Regions from separate parts of the Homo sapiens genome. Here region 2 is linked to region 1. Evidence: chromatin loops called from intact Hi-C (ENCODE). Cell type or tissue: gastrocnemius medialis. All regions are shown on one strand. Links, peaks and the distances in the headings refer to the core of each region. The heading gives the core; the rest is flanking DNA.

What was found. A loop is a pair of places that touch in the nucleus more often than their neighbours do. Peaks named below come from ENCODE experiments on the same cell type or tissue, not always from the same donor. Only the 100,000 strongest peaks of a DNase experiment are listed, where the experiment ranks them.
Region 2: it touches region 1 in a loop (3-fold over the local background); 7 of 110 quality-filtered maps call a loop at or near these places.

What each region holds. Positions count from the first base shown.
Region 1 is chr14:89,611,399-89,614,315 of GRCh38, forward strand. It overlaps a transcript of FOXN3 not described here. Among named protein-coding and RNA genes, the nearest start is that of FOXN3-AS2, 37 kb to the left of the region's middle. In gastrocnemius medialis, for the core only: no CTCF peak of the experiment used is centred there; no DNase peak of the experiment used is centred there; H3K27ac peaks cover 777 bases.
Region 2 is chr14:89,490,910-89,493,826 of GRCh38, forward strand. It overlaps a transcript of FOXN3 not described here. Among named protein-coding and RNA genes, the nearest start is that of FOXN3-AS1, 75 kb to the left of the region's middle. In gastrocnemius medialis, for the core only: no CTCF peak of the experiment used is centred there; no DNase peak of the experiment used is centred there.

The DNA of each region.
Region 1 (2,917 bases), core at 98-2,597:
GTTAGACTGGGTATAATCTTTGGGTAATTCTGGAATTAGGACTTTTTATTTACCAAGTAGGTAAACGTGCTCAGGGATGGACGAAGAGAAAGTCAAAAGGTGAAGACAAATAAAGAAAAATAATGAGGCCGGGCGCGGTGGCTCACGCCTGTAATCCCAGCACTTTGGGAGGCCAAGGCGGGCGGATCACAAGGTCAGGAGATCGAGACCATCCTGGTTAACACGGTGAAACCCCGTCTCTACTAAAAATACAAAAAATTAGCCGGGCATGGCAGCGGGTGCCTGTAGTCCCAGCTGCTGGGGAGGCTGAGGCAGGAGAACGGCGTGAACCTGGGAGGCGGAGCTTGCAGTGAGCCGAGATCGTGCCACTGCACTCCAGCCTGGGCGACAGAGTGAGACTCCGTCTCAAAAAAAAAAAAAAAAAAAAAAAATCACTGACAAGGGACCTAAAAAGCCCCTTCCATCACTAATGGTCAGATGTGAGAACACAGAATGTGAAGAAGCAAAATCCTATTTCCGGTGGGAATTACAGCAAATATTCCCCAACCCATCCTGCTTTTTCTTCCCCCCGAAGGGAACTCCATTTTCTGTGTGGAAGGGGAAGTCTTCAACCCTGGGATAGAAACAGTCAGAGGAGCAGTTGTGAGGTGGTCAGTCTCGGAGGAAAGCCTGGGATTTGGAGTCAGGGGACTTGACAGTGAGAACTATTAATAGTCGGGTACCAAAGAATGGGTGACTCTGGGAACACAGTTGCCTTGGTTTCTTCATCTGTAGAATGGGACATTAATGCATATTATCATTAGGTATTAGTAGCAGTATTATTAAGCTAATATGAGAACCAATTAAAATAATGCAGAGAGCAGCATCTGACAAAGGAAGGCCCCTCGCTAGTGTGATGTGATTTTTCTGTATCACCCAATACTGCCACACTTCCCCAGAAGTGTCAAGAGGCCATTCTAAATGCTGAATCTAGTCACAAGAAAAAACATGATGGTCTTAATTTAGAGATATTTATTAAGTAGTCCTTATAGAGTCACTGTTTTATTTTAAAAGCTGCAAAAGTATTCAGTTTGCTGAATTAGGAAATTTCAGAGTGCAACAAGAGCTCTTAAACTGGCTGGGTGTGGTGGCTCACACCTGTAATCCCAGCACTTTGGGAGGCTGAGGTAGGAGGATTGCTTGAGCTCAGGAGTTTGAGACCAGCCTGGGGAGCACAGGGAGACCCCATCTCTACAAAAATAAAAAATTAGCAGGGCATAGTGGTACACACCTGTGGTCCCAGCCACTCGGGAGGTTGAGGTGGAAAGACTGCTTGAGCCCAAGAGTTCGAGGCTGCATTGAGCCCAAGAGTTCGAGGCTGCAGTGAGCCCTGACTGTGCCACTGCACTCCAGCCTGGGTGACAGAGTGACAGAGTGAGACCCTGCTTAAAAAAAAAAAAGTCCGGACACGGTGGCTCACGCTTGTGCTCCCAGCACTTTGGGAGGCCGAGGTGGGCAGATCATGAGGTCAGCAGTTTCAGACGAGCCTGGCCAGCATGGTGAAACCCCATCTCTACTAAAAATACAAAATTAGCCAGGCGTGGTGGCACGCACCTGTAATCCCAGCTACTCAGGAGGCTGAGGCAGGAGAATTGCTTGAACCCAGGAGGCGGAGGTTGCAGTCAGCCGAGATCGCGCCATTGCAGTCCTGCCTGGGCGACAGAGCAAGACTCTGTCTCAAAAAAAAAAAAAAAAAAAAAAAAACTCTTACATTATCTAAAATCTAAACTTGTATAATATACTAAAATCCCTCTCCAAGTGGGACCTGCTACTCTCTGAACCTTAAGAAAGTGGCATCTGCAAAGGCACTGCGAAGGTACTAGGCACACATTTGGAGAAGCCACCTGTTAGCAACTTCAGCAAGGTCCTGGTAACTGGCATGTATCCTTCAGTTCAAAAAGAAAGTCCCCCAAACCATGGGAGCTTAATGCTCACTCCCAAAGAAGCACTGCTCCATTATCATGAGTACACCCTGGGACGGTTCTGTTGGTTACACACTCATTCTTCTTTGAAATGCAGGTGGGAGGAGGAAGGAGATAGCTTTAAACAGCCTCAACATGAAAAGCGTCAGTCAACACAATTCAATAGTTAACCACCATCATTTCGATCATTTCATCGTTACCACAGCCAACTATTTGGTCCTTATGCTAGTTTCATCTTTGTAAAGGAAATATTTCATATGTAATTTTTTTTTCCCAGCACAAATTGTTGGAAGATCTTTGGCTTCCTGGAAAACTTATTATTTTAATTGTCATCTCTAACCCCATGCAGGTAGTAGAAACATGGCAAGCACAATGAAAGTAACAGGAGAATGTACAGAGGGGTCTGTCCTTTCTACTTCTATAGACTCCTCAACTGAACTCCCTCTGAGAAACAATGCAGGGAGGTTGGCTGTGGCCATGAGCAGCACAGTTCTACTGCGGTTTGCCTGAATGAAGAGTCTCCTGATTTCTCATCTCCATACCAGGCAGAGGTGAATCTAGTGATTGTGAAAATCAAGAGTGGAACTGAAGGGGATTCCTCTGCCTGCCACCCCTAGAAATCCTCAATACTGACAGCTTCTGGGATGTAAGGGGGAAAACTGAGCCCGATCTCAATACTGCCATTTCAGAACAATCTCATCATTGAGGAGATAATGTGAATATATTTGATGATATGCAAATATCATCTGTGTGTTATCATTTTACTCAACACTCAAAACACTACTGAGTCTGCCAAGCAGATTTATATAGCTTGGCAAATTTTCATTTCATGAATGACACTTCATATGAAATTATTTTCACTGACTAATAGAATAACAGTGATAGAACAGATCTTGAGGTGGAAATAGAATAAAGCCATGCATTTCCAGCAAAATTATAACCAACTAATCTCAAAC
Region 2 (2,917 bases), core at 145-2,644, 120 kb before region 1:
GTACATACGTCATGGCCCTTGTCTTTAATACATTTACATATTAGTTAAGGAGATACACTCCTAATCATTTTTGTTTTTTTTTGAGATAGCGTTTCACCCTTGTGGCCCAGGCTGGAGTGCAATGGCACGATCTCGGCTCACCACAGCCTCCGCCTCCCGGGTTCAAGCGATTCTCCTGCCTCAGCTGGGATTACAGGCATGCGCCACCACACCTGGCTAATTTTGTTTTTTGTTTTTTTTTTTTTAAGTAGAGACGGGGTTTTTCCACATTGGTCAGGCTGGTCTCGAACTCCCGACCTCAGGTGATCTTCCCGCCTCAGCCTCCCAAAGTGCTGGGATTACAGGCGTGAGCCACTGCTCCCGGCCACTGCTAACCTTAATACAATGCAATATGTGCTATGATCATTGACAAATAAATGGTTAAGTGAACGCGGAGGATGGAGAAATCATTTCAATGAAAGGGGGAGATCTGTAAGGTTTTACAGAGGAAGCAGAATTTAAGCTGGGCCTTGCAAAGCAAAGATGGGACTATAGGCATCTGGACAGAGGTAACGGTGAGAGCAAATGCCTATGTGCTTTCAAGTATGGTCAGGGCACAGAATTCAGGACCCATGGACAGGGGCACAGGATGCCCAAGGAAAAGAAAACACAGTGAGACGAGAAGCTGGAAAGAAACTCAAAGTGGAAAGCCCTGGATGCCAACCTTTCATCCTGTGGTCTCTGGGAATCTTCAGAAGTTCTGGGCAATGGAGACTCCAGATGAGCTCTGCCTCGGGAGGTTTATTCGGACCATTTTACCACCATTTATGACTGGGAATAAGATCCGTCTGTACCTTCATGCTTCTCTTAGTCATTCCACCTTGCCACTATTTGGGAATCCCTCAAATTTATTTTATTTTTTCTAAATCAATTTCCTGGCCCTTTGAATGGAAGCGATTGAGTTTCCTCTAAGTACTGCCAAGATTTCACATTCCAATGACGAGTTCAGCCTAGCGCTTTACATTTAGGTTCATGTGTTTTTCTATTCTTACAAAAGAGTTAAAATAGCATAGACGGGTGTTTTGTTTTGGTTTGTTTCTACACTGGAAAATATTTCTGTATGATGAAAAACATACACAAACGTCCTGACTGTTGGAAAGGCCTGCTCCAGCACTCCCCAAAAAACAAAAGTTGAACTAGTCATCCAAGTAGTTCACTGAAACTTTTTTGTTCTCCAGTGTCAGAGTCCCAGGTTATTGAGCCCAAGTTTTCCAAGGTCCTTCAAACACAATAACAGAACGTTATGTAAACTCTCTCCTACCAATGCTATTTGGTCCCCTCAGCCTGGGGGGGCCAAGCACACGTGGGATCATGCAGCTTTCACACAGAGAAGTCCCAGGATACATGGGGCACACACCAGGCAAGCCAGGGCATGGGGACAGAGGTCTGCCCTCCCACCCACCCCAAAGATGGGTCTTAAAACTCCACTGAAGTTGGGGGTACAAGTGGGCAGAGCAGCTCGTCCTCTGAGAATGGAGCTGCCTTCGGTATGAGCCACCATTAAAAAGTTTCCCAAGGTCCGCACCTATAATCTCAGCACTTTGGGAGGCTGAGGCGAGAGGATGGCTTGAGCCCAGGAGTTTAAGACCAGCCTGGAAAATATAGTGAGGTCTTTTAGTTGGGCATGGTGGTATGTGCCTGTTGTCCCGGCTACTTGGGAAACTGAGGCAGAAGGATCGCTAGAGCCCAAGAGGCAGAGGTTGCAGTAGGGCGAGATAGCACCGCTGCACTCTGGCCTGGGCGACAAAGTGAGACCCTGTCTCAACAAAATAAAATAAAACCAAAAAACAACCCCCATAGAAGACACAAATTTCAATTCCCATCTCTGGATTGCTCAGACTACACATGGGCATATATGGAAAGCTTCAACATTCATTTCATTTATCAACTTATTTAGAAAGGCACATTGTATCTACCCACTGGGGTGTGGTACATTCCAGGGTTCAAGTCCCTGGTTTATAATCCAAAACCTGTCCTGGCCCTCCACATGCGTGGGTGCTCAGAAACTCCGAGCGCCTCAGAGGTATTCTCTTAACATCTGATCAAATAATGACTATAAAGAATAATATGCAGTACATACTGTAGATAGTTCCCTGTGCACATAAAAAAATAGTCTCATACAGCCCAAAGAGCTGTCTGCATCGCTTTTTCTAAAAGTCCACCTATGGTCGGAAAACTAACCTTCTTCAAATGAATAGATTAGCTTAAATTACCATGCCATTTTACATTCTCTTCACTGATACACGAATAATAAAACTATGAGGTAAATGCAGGCTTAAATCGAATAATGGGCATAAATAAAAAAATTTTTTGACATTAAAAACTCAGTGTAAATTGCACTACAACATACTTGAAAGCTCCCACAATCATAACGTGCACATTGAAATCCATTAACCTAATACCTAGGCTGCTATTCAAAAGTAGGGGTCTAGCAGGCAAATAAATACTCATTTGAACACTCCTCCGAAATTACTGCACAATTTGGTTGCAAAGTCACACACTTACAAAGTCTATCATCTTTACTTGGTTGCTCTGTAACCAACACTGAAGTCATATAAGGTTACAATGTGGCAGCATGAGATCAACACAGATACCAGCAAATGGTACTAAAAAGTAGCAGCAAATGTCAAAGACAAACCAGGGTCAGCTTGGAGAGAATGAGATATTTACATAAGCTTTCAGAAAAGACAATGGAGCCCCGATTTCCCCTTAACCGCACACCTAATCAACCTCTCTGCTCCTCACCTGATCATTCTGATATAAAAGCAATTTCTACAGTGATACATTCAAAGACCTTAGTTGCCATAAACTCAGCAGCTGTTAAAAAGATTCTGTTGCACATTCGATTTGCTTTAAGACTCAGCTATTTCCAACCAAA